Regions from separate parts of the Homo sapiens genome. Here regions 1, 2, 3, 5 and 6 are each linked to region 4. A link is a contact called in ENCODE Hi-C data. All regions are on one chromosome and are shown on one strand. Each heading gives the region's core, a stretch centred on a gene start or an enhancer-like site at or near the end of the contact. The rest is flanking DNA. Distances are from core to core; before and after follow the strand shown. Region 1 holds the start of PPP1R12C (protein phosphatase 1 regulatory subunit 12C). Region 2 holds the start of LENG9 (leukocyte receptor cluster member 9). Region 3 holds the start of KMT5C (lysine methyltransferase 5C). Region 4 holds the start of ETFB (electron transfer flavoprotein subunit beta). Region 5 holds the start of FIZ1 (FLT3 interacting zinc finger 1). Region 6 holds the start of UBE2S (ubiquitin conjugating enzyme E2 S).

Region 1 (3,348 bases), core at 468-2,967, 3.8 Mb before region 4:
CAAAGAAAGTGAAGGAGAAAGCGGCTGCCTCACCGCCTAGACATTGAGTCGCCGGATGTTTCAATGCCTCATGATACAATAAAACCACAAAAATTTTCGTAACAGCAGCAGCAACAACAACAACAAAAGAGAAAGAGAGAGGGAAAGAAACAGGCCTCGTGGGATGCGCAGTTTACGTCTCCGCGCAAACCCAAGGACTTCAGAGTGGGTGGGAAACTCCCACAGCGCTTGGGAAACAGTCTGTAGTCTCTGTCCCGATTTTGGCCCTTTTCTGTATGATTTTTATGGGACTCTTCCTGTCACAAAGTGCCAGCCACCTTCCCAATCTTGAGTTGGGCGCGGGATCCGTAAGGTGAAGATCAAGGTGTGCTCATCGCTTGGGCCCGCTGAAAGGTGATTCGCCCCCCACCTGCTGGAACTCCTTGCCCGGGACCACCAATCCCAGCATGCCTTGAGAGCGCGCGAGGGCCTGGGCGGTTCCCAGGAGGTCCGGGTGGGCGCAGGAGAAGCGCGGGCCAGTGAAAGCTCTGAGAGCCCTGTCCCTGTGGACACTGTGTCTTGGGTTCCTTTACTCGGTGTGGCTCAGGGATTACCATTAGGGAGTGGAGTGTGGATTTCTCTTGCCCCGAGCCCTAAATGCCTTGGGGCCCTGCCTTGCACCCCACTGTGCTTTTAGGGGTGTGGCCCTGTGGGCTACATTTCCCAGCGTGCCCTAGGATCGTGGTCCTGACCTTTTCACCGCAAATTTCATTTCCCAGCATGCCCTGCGAGGTCACCCAGGGAAGCTTGGAAGTGGACTGTCTTTCATGGCTTCTAGGTTGCGGACTCAGTTTCCCATGGTGCCCTGGTGAACCCATTCATTCATTCATTCCAAAAATATTTGCGATCAGGTTCTCTCAGGTTCTGTTCTAAGAACCGAGGACAAGTAGTGCACAGAAGACAAAAGATCCCGCTCTCGTGGAGCTTATTTCTAGTTAAGGGGTCAGGAAAAAAACCAAAATAAATAAAACCCAGCTGGGCATGGTGGCTTACGCTCGTCATCCCAGCAGGATTACAGGCCGAGGCGGGCGGATCATGAGGTCAAGAGATCAAGACCATCATGGCCAACATGGTGAAATCCCGTCTCTACTAAAAATATAAAAATTAGCAGGGCGGGGTGGCGCGCGCCTGTTATCCCAGCTACTCTGGGGACTGAGCCAGAATTGCTTGAACCTGGGAAGCGGAGGTTGCAGCGAGCCGATATCGCGCCACTGAACTCCAGCGTGGCGACAGAGCGAGACTCCGTCTCAAAACAAAGAAAACAAAATAAAACAACAATAACAAAACAACTCTGCCTCTCCCCGCACTCCCTCCCACGCGGCTGTCCAGTCGAATTCCTAACTGCCCCGGGGCAGTCTGCTATTCATCCCCTTTACCCGGTGCTACACACTTCCTAGTATGCCGTGGGGCACCCCTCCGGCCTGTAGACTCCATTTCCCAGCATTCCCCGGAGGAGGCCCTCATCTGGCGATTTCCACTGGGCGCCTCGGAGCTGCGGACTTCCCAGTGTGCATCGGGGCACAGCGACTCCTGGAAGTGGCCAAGGGCCACTTCTGCTAATGGACTCCATTTCCCAGCGCTCCCCGCGACCTGCCCAGCACACCCTGGGGCAGCGCCGTGACGTCAGCACGCCGGGCGGGGACCGGGAGATCCTTGGGGCGGTGGGGGGCCAGCGGCAGTTCCCGGCGGCCCCCGGGGCGGGCGGGCGGGCGGGTGGTGGCGGCGGTTGGGGCTCGGCGCTCGCTCGCTCGCTGGGCGGGCGGGCGGTGCGATGTCCGGAGAGGATGGCCCGGCGGCTGGCCCGGGGGCGGCGGCGGCGGCTGCCCGGGAGCGGCGACGGGAGCAGCTGCGGCAGTGGGGGGCGCGGGCGGGCGCCGAGCCTGGCCCCGGAGAGCGCCGCGCCCGCACCGTCCGCTTCGAGCGCGCCGCCGAGTTCCTGGCGGCCTGTGCGGGCGGCGACCTGGACGAGGCGCGTCTGATGCTGCGCGCCGCCGACCCTGGCCCCGGCGCCGAGCTCGACCCCGCCGCGCCGCCGCCCGCCCGCGCCGTGCTGGACTCCACCAACGCCGACGGTATCAGCGCCCTGCACCAGGTCAGCGCCCCCCGCCCGGCGTCTCCCGGGGCCAGGTCCACCCTCTGCTGCGCCACCTGGGGCATCCTCCTTCCCCGTTGCCAGTCTCGATCCGCCCCGTCGTTCCTGGCCCTGGGCTTTGCCACCCTATGCTGACACCCCGTCCCAGTCCCCCTTACCATTCCCCTTCGACCACCCCACTTCCGAATTGGAGCCGCTTCAACTGGCCCTGGGCTTAGCCACTCTGTGCTGACCACTCTGCCCCAGGCCTCCTTACCATTCCCCTTCGACCTACTCTCTTCCGCATTGGAGTCGCTTTAACTGGCCCTGGCTTTGGCAGCCTGTGCTGACCCATGCAGTCCTCCTTACCATCCCTCCCTCGACTTCCCCTCTTCCGATGTTGAGCCCCTCCAGCCGGTCCTGGACTTTGTCTCCTTCCCTGCCCTGCCCTCTCCTGAACCTGAGCCAGCTCCCATAGCTCAGTCTGGTCTATCTGCCTGGCCCTGGCCATTGTCACTTTGCGCTGCCCTCCTCTCGCCCCCGAGTGCCCTTGCTGTGCCGCCGGAACTCTGCCCTCTAACGCTGCCGTCTCTCTCCTGAGTCCGGACCACTTTGAGCTCTACTGGCTTCTGCGCCGCCTCTGGCCCACTGTTTCCCCTTCCCAGGCAGGTCCTGCTTTCTCTGACCTGCATTCTCTCCCCTGGGCCTGTGCCGCTTTCTGTCTGCAGCTTGTGGCCTGGGTCACCTCTACGGCTGGCCCAGATCCTTCCCTGCCGCCTCCTTCAGGTTCCGTCTTCCTCCACTCCCTCTTCCCCTTGCTCTCTGCTGTGTTGCTGCCCAAGGATGCTCTTTCCGGAGCACTTCCTTCTCGGCGCTGCACCACGTGATGTCCTCTGAGCGGATCCTCCCCGTGTCTGGGTCCTCTCCGGGCATCTCTCCTCCCTCACCCAACCCCATGCCGTCTTCACTCGCTGGGTTCCCTTTTCCTTCTCCTTCTGGGGCCTGTGCCATCTCTCGTTTCTTAGGATGGCCTTCTCCGACGGATGTCTCCCTTGCGTCCCGCCTCCCCTTCTTGTAGGCCTGCATCATCACCGTTTTTCTGGACAACCCCAAAGTACCCCGTCTCCCTGGCTTTAGCCACCTCTCCATCCTCTTGCTTTCTTTGCCTGGACACCCCGTTCTCCTGTGGATTCGGGTCACCTCTCACTCCTTTCATTTGGGCAGCTCCCCTACCCCCC
Region 2 (3,057 bases), core at 141-2,640, 3.1 Mb before region 4:
GCAGCCCCCCCAGGCCCGCTGCCGCCCCAACGCGGACCTCGAGCTGAACGACGTCATCGGCCTCTAGGTTCCCTCATTCCCCGCGCCCTTCCCGCCCGGCACCCCACTTCTGTATACATAAACGGCCAAGGTGTGTGCCCGGGCTCTGACTTTTCACTTTGCACGTGGAAAGGGATGAATGATAGGGTCCTGGCGCCTCTGAGAGCCGGATGTGTCACCCGGAGGCCTGGTCCGGGTCCGATGATTGCCCTGGGGTGGGGGTGCGGCTCCTTTAAGAGAGCCCGAGGGCGTGGCCAGGCGGTGCCCCTTGCAGAGGCGGCGGCTCCCGCAGTCCCATTCGTCAAATACTGTGCGCCACCGCCGGCCGGACGTGGTCCTGGGGCCGGGCCAGACTCAGCCACCGCGGGGCCAGCCGAGGCGGGGCTGCAGAGTGCTGCAGCCCCAGGAGTCTTTCTGGCCCTGAACGCCTCAGGTGGACTCCGACCCGGCGGAGCCGCCGTTTACTCTGGGAGCGGCTGCAGAGGGAAGTGTCTGAGAACACTTTTAGAGCAGTAGGGGCCTGGTCTCCGTGGGGGAAGGGTCCGCAGGCATCTTGGTTCTTTAAGGCCCCCGAGGGATGGGGCCGAACATGCAAATGATTTGGACTGAGGGGCCAGGTTCTCGTAAGTTTCCCAGAGGGGCGGGGCCGCAAATGTAAATCACTTGGACTGAGGGCGGGTCCAGGTTCTTTAAAGACGTCCCCTCATGGGCGGGGCACACAGGTATCACCGGGAAAGGGGCGGGGCACCACATGTAAATCACCGGGAAAGGGATGGGACACAGGTAAATCACCCGGAAAGGGGCGGGGCACCACATGTAAATCACCTTAAAACGGACAGGGCACACATGTAAATCACTTGGGGAGAGGCACACACGTAAATCACCCGGAAAGAGGCAGCACAAAAGTATCACTGGGAAAGGGCCAGGGCACGCATGTAAATCACCCGGAACGGGGCGGGACACATGTAAATCACTTGAGAAGGGGAGAGGCACTCGTAAATCACCCGGAAAGGGGCGGGGCATTACATGTAAATTACCCTGAAAGGAGCGGGGAACATATGTAAATCACTTGGGAAGGGGAGAGGCACACATAAAAAAAAAAAAAAATCACCTAAAAGGGGTGGGGCACTCGTAAATCACCAGGAAAGGGGCGGGGCACCACATGTAAATCACCGGGAACGGGGCGGGGCACTACATGTAAATCACCTAAAGGTCGAGGCACACGTAATCATCCCGAAAGGGGCGGGGCATTACATGTAAATCACCCAGAAAGAGGCAGCACACATCAATCACCGGGAAAGGGGCGGGGCCAGGCTCCCAAGAGCTCCGGGAGACCGAGACTGCCGCAGCCTTTACGCAGCTTGCTTTCCTGGCGCTGGGGGAGGGCGCAGCCGGGAAGTCCCAGAGCAGCGGTGTCAGGCTCTCCACCAAGGAGGGACTGGGCCAGAGTCCTCGCGAGGGCACGCGGCGTGGTCCCCAGAGCTAGGCCGGAGCGCGGGCCGCTGACGCCACTGTCGGGTGAGGCTCGGTGCATCCAAGGGGAGCCGCCCTCCGTGCGGGGCGACCTCGTCTGCGCGGCGGGCGTGCCAGTTCCCCGCACCCATGGCAGCGGCCAGAGAGCCGGAGTTGCCGCAGGAAGCCCCCGCCACGGAACCCGCGCCCCCGCCGGCCTGCCGCTTCTTCCTGGAAGGCCGCTGCCGCTTCGGCGCCCGCTGCCGCCAGCCCCACCCTGGGGCGCCGGCGCCGCCTGGCCGCGAGGCGCAGCCGGAGGCCGGGGCCAAGAAGCCGCCGCTGCGCACAGCCGCGGACGTCATCCAGCGCATCCGCTGGGACCCGCGCCTCGACCCCGCCGACTTCTCGGTGGGCTACGTCGACCGCTTTCTGGGTGTGCGCGAGGAGCCCTTCAGCGCCTTTTGCTGGGACCAGCCGCTGGCGGCGCTCGGGCCGGGCGTGCTGGCAGTGCCCCAGCACCGCGTGCGCTTCTTCCGCTTCCGTGGCCGCCTTGTGTGGGACCGCGCCTCGCGCACCGACCTCGTCTTTGGCTCTGGCTCGGCGGCGGGACGCGGGCCCACCATCCTGGACGCACCGAACACCGAGGGCGCCCACGGGGCAGAGGGTGCCGAGTGGACACTGGCGGGGACAGGTCAGGAGGCCCAGGCTGCCCCCAAGCGAGGGAGCACAAGGCCGCTCTGCACAGGGCACCAGGAACCAGGCGTGGAGGAACCCGGAGAGCTGGAGGCGGCCCAGGAGAGGGCGCTGGGCACAGCTGCTGATTTGGGAACACTGGCCCCAAGAGGACGCCTCGCCGGAGTGACTGAGGCACTGAAGCCAACAGCAGCCACCAGGACCACATTGCTGGGGGGCAAGGAAGCACAGGCCCTGGGAGTCCCGGGGGGCTCCGCTGAGACGACAGAAGCCGAGTGGGGTCCTGCGGCCTGGCCCGAGGACAAAAGGGCCCGCCTTAGTGTTGCAGCCCCTTGCCAACCGCGCCCCACACATTTTGTGGCCCTCATGGTGACCGAGCCTGGGCTACAAGCAGAAGTGACCAAGGCCCAGGAATACCTGGTCCACGTGGCCCCACACTGCGCCAACTTCCTAGTGCCCTCTCAGAACCTACACCTGACCCTGGCCCTGCTGCGACTGGCAGGCGCTGGGGAGGAGGCCGCTGCCATTGGAGCTCTGAGACGGGCCCTCTTGGCCCCGGGGCTAAATGCACCCCCTCGGCTGAGCTTTAGAAAGCTGGTCCTCCTGGGCCCGCATGTGCTGTGTGCCCCACCCTCTCCCACACTGGAAAGCATGGCACAAGTGCTGAGCCAGAGGCTGGAAGCCGAGGGGCTGAGTACACTACAGTCTCCAGGGCAGCTGCACCCCCACCTCACCGTGGCCAAGGTGCCCCATGGTTCCCAGGTCCACCTCCCCAAGCTGGAGTTCACCCTCAGCCAGGAAGTGGGGTGCCAGCCCCTGCAGACACTCTGGCTGTGCCGTATAGGGAGGACAGGGGGGCCTTTCCAGCCCCTG
Region 3 (3,128 bases), core at 328-2,827, 4.0 Mb before region 4:
AAGGAGGAAAAGTCAAAGCTTCCCGCCAGCCCGAGGTCCCGCCCTCCACCCCCACCTCGACCCAGCCTCGGTCTCCGCCCCCTGCCTCCCCGGCAGCCTTCGGGAGTGGTCAGGAGGCTCCGGGTGAAGCCCCAGGCAGCCTGGAGGCGGGTGACGGGAGGGAGGGCAGGGGAGGGATCCCAGCACCTGCTCCCTCTCCAAGGATTCCAGGGGAGGGGGGCTCAGAGGACAAAAGCGGGGGTGGGGAGGGGAGCAAAGGAAGACTATGGGGAGGCAGCACAGGTCAATATTTACAAAAACATTTTTTTAAAGCGGAGCCAGGAGAGAACGGAGAGATGAAGAAAACCACCCAAACCCCTAACCCGGACGGAGGGCCAGCCTCGTCCCCGCACCACGGCGCTCGAGGCTCATCCGCGCCCAGGAGAGGAGGAGATGGGGCAGGGCAAGGAGCGGGAGCTGCAGAGACGGCTGTGGAGGGGTCGGGGACAGACTGCGAGGCTGCGGGAGAGAAAGAGGGGGCGCTGCAGGAGGACGCCAGGGACAGCGGGGAAGCTGGAGAGGGGGCTGGGGGCAAGGAGAGAAACGCACAGCGGTGGGCACGGCAGGGGGCTGTGGGAGGGAGAAGGCTGCAGCCGGGCCTGGGGGCGCTCAGAGGGGTGTGAGGAAGGGATGGGGGTGCCAGGGAGGACAGAGAGCGGGGAATGGCCTAGGGACTCAGGGAGGAGCCAGACGGGAGACCTGGGTCGGGGGGCGGTCCAGGGATGGCGGAGAAGATCCTGGGTGTCCAGTGAGTGAAGGGCCTGAGAGGGCGGACAGGGGCCCAGGGATCCAAACGGGCTTGGTGGGGTCCTGGGGGATCCAGGAAAGGGAGACCCTAGGGAAGGGCCTGGGGACCCAGGGAGGCGCCTGGGTAGGCGGTGAGAGCCCAGGGCAAGGGACCTGGAGGGTCAGAGGCCGACCTCAGGGTCCAGGGAGTGCCAGGAGAGGGACAGAGGGGTCAGGGAGAGGTTCTAGGGCACAGAAAGACCTAGAGGGTCCAGAAGGAGGCCTGGAGGGTGAGAGGAGGTCGGGGATTGGCCCTGGGAGTGCAGGGAGGTCCCGGGGGTGAGAGAAGGGTCAGGGAGAGGCCCTGAGGGTGCAGGGAGAGACCTGGGGGTGCAGGGAGAGGCCTGGAGGGTGAGGTCAGGGAAAGGCCCTGGGGGGTGCAGGGAGAGGCCTGGAGAGTGACAAGAGGTCAGGGAGAGGCCCTGAGGATGCAGGGAGGGCCGTGGACGTAAGAAGGGGGTCAGGGCCCGGGTGAGGAAGCACAGGAAGGAGGCTGCAGTGCCGCGGAGCCCGAGGCCCGGCGAGGGGCCGGGAGACGTGGGCGCCTGGACACGAGGAGGGGCCGGGCGGGGTGGGGGGCAGTCGGGGCAGGGGGCGACTGGGGAGCCAAGGCGGCGCGGGGCTGGGGCCGTGAAGGGGCTCAGAGATCGGGCCCCGCGCCGCCCCTCACCCGCTTCTCCTCCTCCTCCTCAGGCGCCCGCGCCGCCGCCGCCAACACCTCCCACAGCCTCCTTCGGCTCTCGTCAAACACTGTCGCCGCACCTCCCATCTGCTCTCCGGGCCAGCCCCGCCAAGGCCACTGAGGCTTTCTATTGGCCACAGCCACCGCCACTCCTCCGTTGCTACGAAGCTCACGGCGCTCCCATTGGCCAAGCCCCACTCTTTCCCTCCGCGCCCGGCTCTCGTCAATACACAGATAAAACCCCGCCACGCCCCCGCCGCCGTCAAACGCCGCGAACTGTTGTCAGTGGTTCACATCGCTGTCCTTTAGTCGCTGCCATGGAGACTTGTCCCGCCTTCGCTCACACTGGGGCTCGAAATCGACGCACTCATTGGCCGAAAGCGCAGTCTCTCCGGGCGAAACTCGGTTTGGGTCGGGTTATTCAGGTCCAAGTGGAAAGAGGGCGGGCTCTGCCAGCTCCAGTAGTCGTATATGATTGCCTGGCCTTGGGACAGCTCCTCTTTCCATTGGGTAAGGCCTCCGTCCATCACCATAGAGTCGCGGCCTCCCTCTTCTATTTCTCCGAGGAAAGCTTCGGCCACAGGAGGGAGAAAGCCAGACCCGGCGGGAGGGAGGCGGTGAATGCGCGCGCACCGCCATCCCTCTCCCCTCCCGCCCCGCGAGGCCTGCGGTTACCAAGGCGACGAAACTTTATTGACAGCTCTGCCTGGCTACAAAGGGCTCCTCAGTCTCTCTCCCTCCCTCCCCGTTTACACCGTTGCGTTTTGGGAGTATCCACACGCACTCTGTGGGACCTTCCCGCGATATGAACGGGGTCGGATGGAGGGAGGGGAGGCTGAGGGAGGAGTGGGGACTTTTGAGACAAGCCCTGACTCCTGGGGCGCTCCCCTGGGGCACCCCCTAATTGGGATCACCCCCCCTACCTCAATCCTAGAGGCAAACGTAACTAACAATTCATCATAATTACGCCGAGAATAATAAGCTCCACACTCAGAACAGGCGGTCTTTGTTTGCTTGTTTGTTTGTTTCGCCACAGCCATTCTTCCCTTAACGACACTGATACCATCTGGGCAGTGCGTGCTCAGGCGATGTCGTCATCCTGCCAGCATCCTAGAGCAACATCACTCACACCTACGTGGCAGGGCTGCTGGCACCTGGGCTGTAAGGTGGCCGGCGGCTCCTGGGCCACACAGCTGTGCAGCATGTTACTGTCCGGTAACACAATGTAGGCGCTTGTGTGTCTACACATATAGGATCACTGTCAGACATGCGCTCCACTGTACAGCTATAGATCGTGGGCACTTAAAACAATGCATGCCACAGAGTAGGTGCTGTTTTGGTGTGCTGTTTTTGGTGTTTTGGTGTGTGTGTGTGTGTGTGTGTGTGTGTGTGTGAGAGAGAGAGAGAGAGAGAGAGAGAGAGAGAGAGAGAGAGAGAGAGAGAGACAGAGACAGAGTATCGCTCTCTCGCCCAGGCTAGAGTGCAGTGGAGTGATCTCGGCTCACTGCAGCCTCTGCTTCCCAGGTTCAAACGATTCTCCTGCCTCAGCCTCCCAAGTAGCTGGGATTACAGGCATGCACTACCACCCCTGGCTAATTTTTTTTTAGACAGAGTTCCCTCT
Region 4 (3,323 bases), core at 1-2,500:
TGGCCTGGGTGCAGCCCCCACCAGGCCCAGCTAGCTCATCTTGCGGCTGGGCGGGGCCCAGGACTGCTGCTGCTGACCGCCTTGATAGGCTACACCGTGAAGAATGCGTGGAAGAACAACGTCTTCTTCTCTTGGTCCTATTTTTCTGGGTGGCTGGCCTTACCCTTCTCAATTCTCGCGGGTAAACTGGACAGCGGGAAGAGGGTGGAGGAGACTGCCCAGAAGACCCTCACCCCAGAGGCTCCCCAGCTGCCCTCCCAGGAAACCCCGGGGACCTCTCGGGGACTCCCCAACACACTAACGACTCCCGCAGACCCGGCAGAGACCCCCTTGGAGCCCCAAACCCCAGTCCCCGGGGCCCTCCCGGCCATCCGCCCCAGGGCCCACCTTCCTCTCCCTGCTCCGCACCCCCGTCCCCCCAGGCTTCTGCTTTCTGCTGGCAGACATGATCATGCAGAGCACCGACGCCATCAGTGGATTCCCCGTGTGTCTGTGACTGCAGCCTGCCTGGGGCAGAATAAAGGAACGGCTTTTTTTAGCGCTGCGGCTCCGCGTGCTTTTCTGCGGGTCGTGGGGACGCAGGCACGGGGTTGCATAGAGGCTCAGGGAAGACATAAGGACATGAACTCATAGGGAACGTGGAGACAGGGAGACACAGACATGGAGACACAAGTCTCCATGGATTGGGATGGGAACAGGGACATGTGGGAGGGGCGGGGCCAGGAGGGGACGTGGGCCTTTGGAGAGGGTGTGGAGAGGCTGTGGGGACGACATGGAGGTGAAGTAGAGACACGGACAGGGGAGGATACGGATATGGAAGGGACAGGGAACACGGGGATGGAGAGAGTGGAGAGACCGACGCGCGAGGATTCAGAGGCGTGGGAATACGAGTACCGCGACTTGGAGAGGCCGGGAAGAAGTGGGGGATCTGGAGAGGGAGAGCAGATCCGGGGATACCGGGAAGTGTTTATAGGACCGGGAGGATCTATAAACTCCGGGCGCGCTTCCCTCCAGTGCACGACCTTTCCCCTAGTTCTCTGCCCTGCCCTCTCCGCCAGGCCTTTCCTTCTCTCTCCAGGTCCCGCTCGCTCCCCGAGATCCGCTTCCCATTGGTTTGCATTGCTTGCCACACCTCCCTTCCTTCCGGCCTCTCGATTGGTCCTCTGTCGGGGAGGCGGGCTCTGCAGCGGTTGACTGGCTGACCGTGCTGCGCGCAGGCGCAGAGAGGGGCGCGGGGGGCGGGGGTGGTGGGGCTTCTGGACTGAGCCGCTGAGGGTGCGGGCTGACCCTGTAAGTGGCTGCGGCGGGAAGATGGCGGAGCTGCGCGTGCTCGTAGCTGTCAAGAGGGTCATCGACTACGCCGTGAAGGTGATCGGGCCCCCCTCTCCCACATCCCTGAGTCCCGCAGCCGTGTGCTTCCGGGGCCACGAGCGCACACTGGGTGGGGGTCTTCTCGTAACCCCCGACCTCTGCCGCTTTAACCCCCAAACGTCAAAGTCACCTGAGGGCAAAAATCCAAGAGTGAAGTTCTAACATCCGATCCCTCCGGGGTCACGGCCATGTTCTCTTTTCCCTCGTTCTGGATTCACTCTCTTGATAACTGTTCAGAGTGAGTTGCTTTCTCTATTTCTTACCCACTGGAAGAAGTCACGGTCCCTGTTTAATGCACGGAGAAACTGAGGCACAGAGAGGTCACCCAGCTAGAGAAGGGCAGAGCCGAGAGTTCTATCCAGGTTCCTCTGACTGCTTTCACCCACTAGGCTGCATTACTTACCATTGTACTCTTATATTACCCGAAATGTGCTATAGAGGGAGTCAGACAGGGTCCTGTGGGGCCCCAGAAGCTGCTTTCCACCCTCCATAGCCACAGGGTGAGCCAGGAGGCTCTAGCTAGGGAGAGAGAAGTGTGTTTGCTAGAGATGAAAGTTCAAGGAGCCAACCTGACTGAGCTGGGGGTAGCTCACATTCTCCATGAAAGAGGTGGGGGAGGGTGCTCTCAGCGCCTGGCTTGTTGTCCCCAGAGGGAAGCTGGTGTGGACAGAGGTGAATCAGACACGGTCTCTCAGGCCCGTTTCTCTCAATGCTTGGCCTGAACTGGACTGAAGATGGTGACTGTCTGTCCATGTCTGTCCTTCCCATCAGCCTGGGGACTTACCTCCGTGTCCCCAGCATTACCTAGCGCAGGGCCTGGCACCCTGGAGGCCTCAGGGTGGGCAAAACCAGGGTCACAAAGTTGACACTGATACTGCCCCTGCCTGCTTAGGGAGTGGGCTGGGGAAGAGGGTACAGGAGCCAGACTTGAGCATGAAAGTGTCAGTGATGATAGCAGCCAGCATTTAGCGGGTACTTACGTGGCAGGCATCGTTCCAAGTCCTTTGCAGAGATTAACCCATTCAGTCCTTTCAGTACCCTTTGTATTATTTATTATTTATTTTTATTTTTTGAGACGGAGTTTTGCTCTTTTTGCCCAGGCTGGAGTGCAATGGCGCAGTCTTGGCTCACTGCAACCTCAGCCTCCCGAGTTCAAGCAATTCTCCTACCTCAGCCTCCCAGGTAGCTGGGATTACAGGCATGTGCCACCACACCTGGCTAATTTTTTGTATTTTTAGTAGAGATGGGGTTTCACCATGTTGGTCAGGCTGGTCTCAAACTCCAGACCTCAGGTGATCCACCCGCCTGCCTCGGCCCCCCAAAGTGCTGGGATTACAGGTGTGAGCCACCGTGCCTGGCCGACCCTTTGTATTATTAATTCCATTGGATAGATGAGGAAACTGAGGCCTGTCAGATCTCCCAGCCAGTAAGTGGCAGAGTTACGATCGAAACCCCGGGCAAGTCTGGCTCTAGACTCTGCTCTCCCATCTCCCTCAATGCCCCCTGTCCTAATGATGCCTCTGGCAGCACATGACAGGGATGTCACCTGTAGCCCTTTTGAGACACATTCCTCTTGGGGTCCTGGGACCCAACACTTGGTTTCCTCCCTGCTCTGACTGTTCGTTACTGTCACATCTTTGGAGTCCTACAGCTCCCTGGGCCTCTTCTCTCCATCCCAGCCCTGGCCTTCCACGCCTGGCATGTCTGGGATTGGATCCGTCTCCCCCATGGTGCAGGCCCACGTTTGACTCAGCTCTGGTCCCAGCATCACTCAGCACAGAGCCTGGCACATGGATGTCTCTGGTGTGCTCAGGGAGAGAACAGAGGGGAAGCGTGAAGGCCGCGTTGAATCAGCTACTGTCCTTTCCAGAGGGTGCTGCCTTCCCCTCCCGCAGTGCCCCAGGGCTCCCTGCATTACATCCTGTCTCACTGGATGTGTCTGTTGATGTCCT
Region 5 (3,290 bases), core at 295-2,794, 4.2 Mb before region 4:
AAGTGAATAAACCAGGGTTGTCAGGAGAATCGAATAAGACAGTGGGCTTTAAAATGCCCCTCGAACACTGCCTGGTGCACAGTAAGCACTCAATAAACTTCACCAACGCCACCACCATCTTCCCGGCGCCCACTCAGATACTGGGAGCATGGGATTGGGGTGTAACGGAGGGGAAGGGGAGGCACAGGTGCAGCTGGAAGCAGGTGCTGCAGGTGCCCCCCTGCACCCCCCCCTCCCCTTTAACAGCCACATAGACTGCTGTCCAGAGAGGAGCAACCACCTTTCCATACGGTTCGCTCCCACGGGGTAGCCTAGTCTAGGAGTCTGGTCTTTGGAACGGTGGAAAGGGGGAGACTGGTCCCCCGACCCTCCCCGTCCCCTCGCCCCGGTACTGACGCGCCCATCGGCCCCCGAGCTGCGAAGCCCAAGCGCGGGGCGGGCCCTGCGGGGGCGACGGCCAATGAGCGGCGCCGGGTAAGCGGGCGGCGGGGGCTGCCAGGAAGGGGGTCTGCGCGCGCGCGCCCGGACGGCTTCGCGGGGCGCGAGCGCGGGAGCAGGAACAGGTGTTGGAGGCGCGCTCCGGGAGCGCGCGGCCCGGCCTCCCCTACCCCCACACCCCCCCTCCCGCCTGCGCCCCCCGCCTCTCGGGTACCTCATTTGCATGTCGCCGGGGCTCGCGAGTGTGCGCGCGCGCGGGGGCAACGGGGCCGGCGCGTGGGAAGGGGAGGGGGTGAGGGGGCCCTGCCCCTCGGCGGCGGCGAGGCGGGGGCGGCGGCGCGCGGTGCCGGCCCCGCCCCTCGGAGAAGCGCCGGGCCCCTCCCTTCCTGCCCTTCCCGCCCGCCTGCGCGCCCGCGGGAAACAAAGGGGACTCGCTGGGTCCTAACGACCGGTCGCGGCCACGCCCGGAAGCCGCGCCTGCGCACCGGCGGCCCTGGTGTGTCCCCAGTGGGAAATAACCCAGCACCACATCCCCAACCACCTCGAAACGCCTTTCCTCTCACAAAGCCCACAGTCGGGTGACCCAAAGACAGATACCGAATGATGAGGAGCGGGAAAATGGCTGCCCAGTGCCCGTAATTAACATGGCACCGGACAGGCTTCGAAGCCCATGGAGTGCTAAGTGGATAAGATGGTGCCGGTCTTTTCCAGCTCTGTATTGCAGTTGGCGCACTTCGCTTTCTTTTTTTTTCCCTAGTCCAACTGTACATCCTAATCGGAGGAGTCCGAGGCTGTGAAAAAGAAATAGTATCTGCTCTCATTTACGTTAGCATCGCCTAGTGTCGCCACGGAGAAGCCCCCTCGCTCTCAGCTCCTTGCCCTTAGTCTGTATGGCGCCGTGGGTGTCCCTAAGCCCCGCCCCTTCCCGCTGCCCTCACCCAAGATGGCGCGGGCCTGGCTTCTTCAACCTCCAGGGCTGGGAAAGGAAAGGGAAAGAGGGAGAAGGGCGGGGATGAGGAAGGGGAGCCAAGAGGGCGGGAGAAAGGGGGAGTACGGCGGGGGAAGGGAGCTGAGGCGGAAGTCGAGGGGCCCCCCGGGTGGAAGTGACGCTGCCCCCGCTGCCCAAAATGTCGGCGCCCAGAGGGAGGTGTAAGTAATTAAAGAGGAAAGCCGACGGACTTCCCCGGCCTCCCGGGGCCGCCCCGGGTCTCCAGGACCAACGCTCCGTACGAGCGAGGTGGACTCGCCTGGCCCCGGGGCCTGCCCGACCTGCCCCCCAACCGGGCGCCCAGGGCTGCACCTTTTAGGGGCAGGGGGAGGGGCACAAAAGGCCGGCTCTCGGGGCCTGGGGCCTGGAGCAGACTGGGCAAGTGGGGGGGCCCGCTCCTCAGGCTGCGGGGTGGAGGAGGAGGCGGGGCCTAGTGGCTGCTGGGGCGGAGCAAGGGCTGGGAGGAGCCTGAGTTGGGCGGAGCTTAGAGTGGAAGTGGGAGGGGCGTGGAGGAGGGAGAGTCTGGATAGAAAATGGGAGGGTCTTAGGCAAAGAGGTGGGGTTTGATAAAGGGGCGTGGCTCAGAAGGAATGGTGGGTAGGCCCTGGATTGAGGGGTGGAAGGAAACTCATTGAGGCTGGTTGGGTAAAGGGAGCCCAGGAAGCAGGAGGGAGGAGTTTAGAGTAGAAGGGATGGAGTTTGTCTGGGGTGTGGCTTAGAGAAGTAGGTAGGCCTAGTGAGGGGGGTGGAGTTTAAGGGTGTAATTTGGAGGGGTTTAATGCAACTATCAGGTCTTTATAATGAATGTGGAAAGGACTTGCAGGGGATGGGAATAGACTTCGTAGAGAAGGCCTGAGAAGGTGACGGGAGTCCAGTGGAGAGTCTTAGAAAGGATGTGGCTTCTTTAAAGGAAAAATTGGGTGGAGTTTTGGAAGTGGGTCTTAGTGGACCCGAGAGGGGCTTAGATAAGTCAAATAACTTAGCAATCATGGTAGGACTTAAGGAGGAATCCAGGAGGAACTTACGGGATAATAGTCATCCAAACAGCTTACTTGTTGCGTCTTTGCTGTGCACCAGCTTAAGTGGGCACGTAGCATTTATTGCCACAATTTTACTTAATTCTCGCCACCACTCCATGAGGTAGGTACTACTATTCCCATTTTACAGATGAAGAATTTTTATTATCTGATGTTACAGGAGTAATTCTGGTCTCCCTGCAAGGATGACTCCAGTGTGCTTAGCCCCAAATCTTTGCCCTCCCATTCGCTAAGTGGTCATCCTGGAAGAGGAGTGGGAGGAGCTTAGAGGGGAGTGGGAGGGCCTTTTGGAAGGAAAAGGGCTTGGCAAAGAATACAAGATCCTTAGGGAACATTGTGGGGGACTTTGAAGGGAGTAGGTGGGACTTAAGGAAGAGTGGGAGAGGCTTAAATTACAGTGGGAGGGGCACAGAGAGCAGTGGCCGCGCATTGGCGAAGAGCGAGGAGAGGCTTAAAAACACTCCGTGGAGTGAGGAGACTATGAAGTGATTAGGAAGATTTTGCCACAGGCGTGGAGCCGCGAGAGAAGGGTTTCTAAGAGAGTAGGAGGATTTTAAAGAACAATGAGAGTGGCTTAGAGAGGTGGGCAGTGGGAGGGTCTCCCAGGGGACAGGTGGTGGGTCTGGGAACCTGGGAGGAGAGAGCTGATGGGGAGCCGACCCCCTCACCTGCTCCTCTGTCTCCCCACTACTCCAGAGAGAGCCCCCACATACCACTGTATTCCCCGCCACCATGGATGACGTCCCCGCCCCAACCCCTGCACCAGCACCGCCCGCCGCTGCCGCCCCCAGGGTCCCGTTTCACTGCAGTGAATGTGGCAAGAGCTT
Region 6 (3,332 bases), core at 132-2,631, 4.0 Mb before region 4:
TGGCCTTGGCCATGTAGATTTCTTTCACACCTTCCTTATTCCTTCTTCAGAAGCTGAGGCCCCATGAGGGGAAGCTGGTAGCCAGGGGTCTTTTCAGGTACCTGTGGCCAAATTAGGCCCAGATGTTAATGCTCTCATCCATGGCTGAAAAAGGCCAAGAAACTAAGAAGAGCTGTGGACGCACAGACTGGCAGAGACACCGAGAGGGCACTGCGACCGCACTGCACAGATGAGCAAAGGAAGGCCAACTTCAGCATTCCCTCCTCCTCTCTAAGCCCCTCCAAAAGGCCTGCTCAGGGAGCTCTGGCCACCGTTCTCAAGCAATTGCCTGACGTTTTTACTGACACTGAGGGCTGGAGATGGTCCCTTTTCCAGGCAGCTATGTGTCCATTTCCTAGAGAGGGAAACTGAGTCCCAGAGAAGGCGGGTGTGGCTGGAGGCCATGGGTCAGTCATAGGCATAACCATGCCGTGAATAACCGTCTTGGCACTCTCTGACTTCTTTCCCTGGCAATACAACGGATCCCAGTGCCCATTTGTCACATAAGGAAACTGAGGCTGGCGTCTTCGATGAAGCCTGGCAGGAGTGGGGGTCACACACGGAGTGCAAGGCTGTCCAAGCCTTCAAGGTCATTCTGACTGATCTTTGAGCCTTAGCAATACAGGACGTGGGTCCAAGAGCATTTCCAGCACAAAATGGCGCCTCATAGAAAAATGTAGTCGGAGTTCCAGCGCCCACCTCCACCACGGCTCAAAGGAGGGGGCGCGGGCGGCAGCGCACACTTCATTTGCATATACAAAAATCAACGGATTTCGTTGGCTGGCAGCGGTTTGATCTGCACGAAACTGGGTCGCCCTCTGACCGGTCTCTATCAGTCATTGGCCCATGCGAGTCTCGTGACCCACCAGTCACTAAAGCGCATCCCTATTGGCCCGAGCGCCTTCCATCACGCGTTTAAAACCCCGAGTCCCGCCTCCCCTCGCCACGCTCCGGCCCCCAGGAAGACCGTTAGTCGCGTGCGCGACTTCCTCAGCGTCAGGGCGCGCCCGCGCGTATGCCGGGCCGTGGCGGCGTCTCATTCAAACGGTCCAATCAGCGGCCGCGTCGCCTTCCCCGTCCCCCTTCCTCTCTTCTTCCCCTTTTCAGCCCCTCCGTTCTTTGAGAACCCTCCCGACCCCCGCGGGCCCCCATTGGCCGGCCCGCTACCCAGCCCTCTCCGCCACTTCCCTCGCTTCTGACCATAGTTTGCGGGGAAGGGAGCGAGCGCGTCGAAAACCAAGGAACGTGCGCGCTGACGTCACGGTTGAGGCTCGGAGCTGAGGGGCCGCGGAGGGCGTGGCCTGCGGGCGGTTATAAAGAGGCAGTGGTGCGCGCGCGGCCGGCTCAGTGCTGCCGGGCACCGGGGCGGCGGGTTGGTCTACGCTGTGCGCGGCGGACGTCGGAGGCAGCGGGGAGCGGAGCGGGGCCGCCGGGGCCTCTCCAGGGCCGCAGCGGCAGCAGTTGGGCCCCCCGCCCCGGCCGGCGGACCGAAGAACGCAGGAAGGGGGCCGGGGGGACCCGCCCCCGGCCGGCCGCAGCCATGGTGAGCACGGGCGATGAGGCCCATGAAGGTGGTCGGGGGTGTCCCTGAGGGAGGAGGTGGAGTCTCAGGGGCCTCCGACGGGCGGCCTTGAGGGGTTTGAGGGCCAGCCTGGGGGTCCCTGACCCGGGATGGGCCCGAGGGCCTTCCCGCAGGCGGAGCAGGAGCTCGGGCGGCCCGCAGTCTCCCTGGCGGCGAGGGCTCCGGGCGCTTTGCGGCCCGCCCATGGGTGTTACCAGGAGCAAGGACGCCCCGCCGCCATCTCCAGACCTGAGCCGGGGTTTCAAGGATGCTCTAACCAAAAATTAGTGGAGAAGGGGGAGAGAGTAGATCTCTGGCCTACGTGGAACCACTGGGGACCAAGCAGGGTTAGGAGCGGGCTTTGGGGGGGGGGTTCTGGGGTGGGTGGAGTTATCTGCAAGCCCCCCCGTGAACCCGCCCCCATTTCTGTTGGAAACTCTGCCTGGGCTGATGGCCTGAAGCATCCTGGGTGAGGGTCTGGGAGTTCAAGGGTGATTGACAGCCTGGGGCCACTGAGTCAAGACTTGGGCAGTCTCAGCATCTTTAGGCCCTGCGGGAAGCCCAGCTCTTAACACTCGCTCACCCTGCTCTCCCATCCGTGCCCAGAACTCCAACGTGGAGAACCTACCCCCGCACATCATCCGCCTGGTGTACAAGGAGGTGACGACACTGACCGCAGACCCACCCGATGGCATCAAGGTCTTTCCCAACGAGGAGGACCTCACCGACCTCCAGGTCACCATCGAGGGCCCTGGTGAGTTTGGAAGGAAAAAGAGAAGGGGCTGCTGCTTAGATCCTCCATCACCCTGCTCTAGATCACCCTAGCGGGAAGTACCCATTACAGGCTGGCCTCGTGTCAGGTGTTGGGATGCATTGGTGGACAGGGCAGGACGCCACAAATGACAATTATGTACTCTTTTCCCACAAGGGTTGAGAAATATCTGGTCATTGAGTTAGTATATCATGGGACGGTACTCTAGATTTGAAGCAAGGCTTTCAGACATGGCTTCCCTGGACCTGAGGGTGGGTAGGAATTAAGTAGGAATGGGAAGAGAGCTCCAGGTGGTGGGAATGGTGTCAGCAAGGGCCTGGGAGGGTGGGCCAGGTGATCTCAAACTCCATCCTGCTGTGAGTGTCAGGGATGAGGAAACAAGCCAGATGCAGATCGTGGGGAGACGGGTCATGAATGATTTGCGGGTCACATGATTTGCGGAGTGATTTAGAATACTGTTTCATGCAGGCTACATTTCTGTTATCACCAGAATTCCTACAAAGTCAGGATTTGAGCAGAGCCTGTGAAGGAATGGTCTAGTCCACGGTGGTGATGGTGGTAGGTGGTCAGGAAAGACCTGGCAGCGGTGACAGTTGAGGTCCTTCATGCCTTGCTGCAGAGGGCGCGGGATCATGACAATAGGAAGGCTCCAGAAAGGCCCTTGGGCAGGTGGAGCTGGGCGCTTGGTAAAAACACATGAAGAAAGTTGATGATGAAGCTGCCAAGCTCTTTTAGGGCTTCTAGGCCTCTTCAAGGAGTTTGTAGAGGAAGCTGGTGGAAGGTTTAAAGCAGGGGTGTGACAAATCCCTCCAAAGTTCCTATTGACTGTAGTGAGGAGAGCCGGCCTGGCAGGGGGAAGAACCCAGAGGCCAGCCAGGAAGCTAGCCTTGGAGATGGGATGAGATTCAGGGGAGGACCTAGCAGGCCGGTGCTCAGGCTGCTGATGGGCTAGGGGAGGGA

What was found. Hi-C counts contacts between places; a loop is a spot of excess contacts on that map. Pooled maps may share reads with other maps.
Region 1: a loop to region 4 is called in a map of CD8-positive, alpha-beta T cell, with 8 times the contacts of the local background. The contact joins the promoter of PPP1R12C here to the promoter of ETFB in region 4. A Hi-C loop is called at or near these places in 2 of 168 maps with a recorded cell type or tissue (CD8-positive, alpha-beta T cell and ascending aorta) and 8 of 50 pooled maps.
Region 2: a map of CD8-positive, alpha-beta T cell shows a loop between it and region 4 (12-fold over the local background). The contact joins the promoter of LENG9 here to the promoter of ETFB in region 4. A Hi-C loop is called at or near these places in 4 of 168 maps with a recorded cell type or tissue (CD8-positive, alpha-beta T cell, ascending aorta, chondrocyte and 1 more) and 17 of 50 pooled maps.
Region 3: a map of ascending aorta shows a loop between it and region 4 (9-fold over the local background). The contact joins the promoter of KMT5C here to the promoter of ETFB in region 4. A Hi-C loop is called at or near these places in 2 of 168 maps with a recorded cell type or tissue (ascending aorta and natural killer cell) and 11 of 50 pooled maps.
Region 5: a map of CD4-positive, alpha-beta memory T cell shows a loop between it and region 4 (34-fold over the local background). The contact joins the promoter of FIZ1 here to the promoter of ETFB in region 4. A Hi-C loop is called at or near these places in 1 of 168 maps with a recorded cell type or tissue (CD4-positive, alpha-beta memory T cell), 2 of 37 single-sample maps with no recorded cell type and 12 of 50 pooled maps.
Region 6: a pooled map shows a loop between it and region 4 (9-fold over the local background). The contact joins the promoter of UBE2S here to the promoter of ETFB in region 4. A Hi-C loop is called at or near these places in 7 of 50 pooled maps.

What each region holds. Positions count from the first base shown.
Region 1 is chr19:55,116,006-55,119,353 of GRCh38, reverse strand. It overlaps PPP1R12C (protein phosphatase 1 regulatory subunit 12C), which reads left to right and starts at 1,717. Exons shown (of 22, transcript NM_017607.4): 1 at 1,717-2,131. The coding sequence starts at 1,811. RefSeq lists enhancers at 1,362-1,641, 2,602-2,681, 3,082-3,131, 2,486-3,321 and silencers at 1,702-1,781, 1,972-2,051, 2,072-2,171.
Region 2 is chr19:54,462,111-54,465,167 of GRCh38, reverse strand. It overlaps LENG9 (leukocyte receptor cluster member 9), which reads left to right and starts at 1,390. Exons shown (of 1, transcript NM_001301782.2): 1 at 1,390-3,057. The coding sequence starts at 1,642. It overlaps CDC42EP5 (CDC42 effector protein 5), which reads left to right. Exons shown (of 3, transcript NM_145057.4): 3 at 1-142. The coding sequence ends at 67.
Region 3 is chr19:55,338,325-55,341,452 of GRCh38, reverse strand. KMT5C (lysine methyltransferase 5C) reads right to left here and starts at 1,577. Exons shown (of 9, transcript NM_032701.4): 1 at 1,496-1,577. RefSeq lists silencers at 1-180, 1,426-1,485 and enhancers at 1,506-1,575, 1,885-2,658, 2,659-3,128.
Region 4 is chr19:51,364,315-51,367,637 of GRCh38, reverse strand. It overlaps ETFB (electron transfer flavoprotein subunit beta), which reads left to right and starts at 1,250. Exons shown (of 6, transcript NM_001985.3): 1 at 1,250-1,368. The coding sequence starts at 1,312. It overlaps CLDND2 (claudin domain containing 2), which reads left to right. Exons shown (of 4, transcript NM_152353.3): 3 at 62-181; 4 at 423-540. The coding sequence ends at 496. RefSeq lists silencers at 1-134, 405-454 and an enhancer at 684-1,643.
Region 5 is chr19:55,597,771-55,601,060 of GRCh38, reverse strand. It overlaps FIZ1 (FLT3 interacting zinc finger 1), which reads left to right and starts at 1,544. Exons shown (of 3, transcript NM_032836.3): 1 at 1,544-1,587; 2 at 3,160-3,290. The coding sequence starts at 3,196. ZNF524 (zinc finger protein 524) reads right to left here and starts at 773. Exons shown (of 2, transcript NM_153219.4): 1 at 653-773. RefSeq lists silencers at 268-817, 1,528-1,947 and enhancers at 425-1,298, 1,299-2,173.
Region 6 is chr19:55,405,837-55,409,168 of GRCh38, reverse strand. UBE2S (ubiquitin conjugating enzyme E2 S) reads left to right here and starts at 1,381. Exons shown (of 4, transcript NM_014501.3): 1 at 1,381-1,582; 2 at 2,207-2,354. The coding sequence starts at 1,580. It overlaps LOC105372462 (a long non-coding RNA gene), which reads right to left and starts at 1,024. Exons shown (of 3, transcript XR_936075.3): 1 at 1-1,024. RefSeq lists enhancers at 623-732, 754-1,048, 1,405-1,918 and silencers at 1,153-1,202, 1,213-1,272, 1,283-1,752.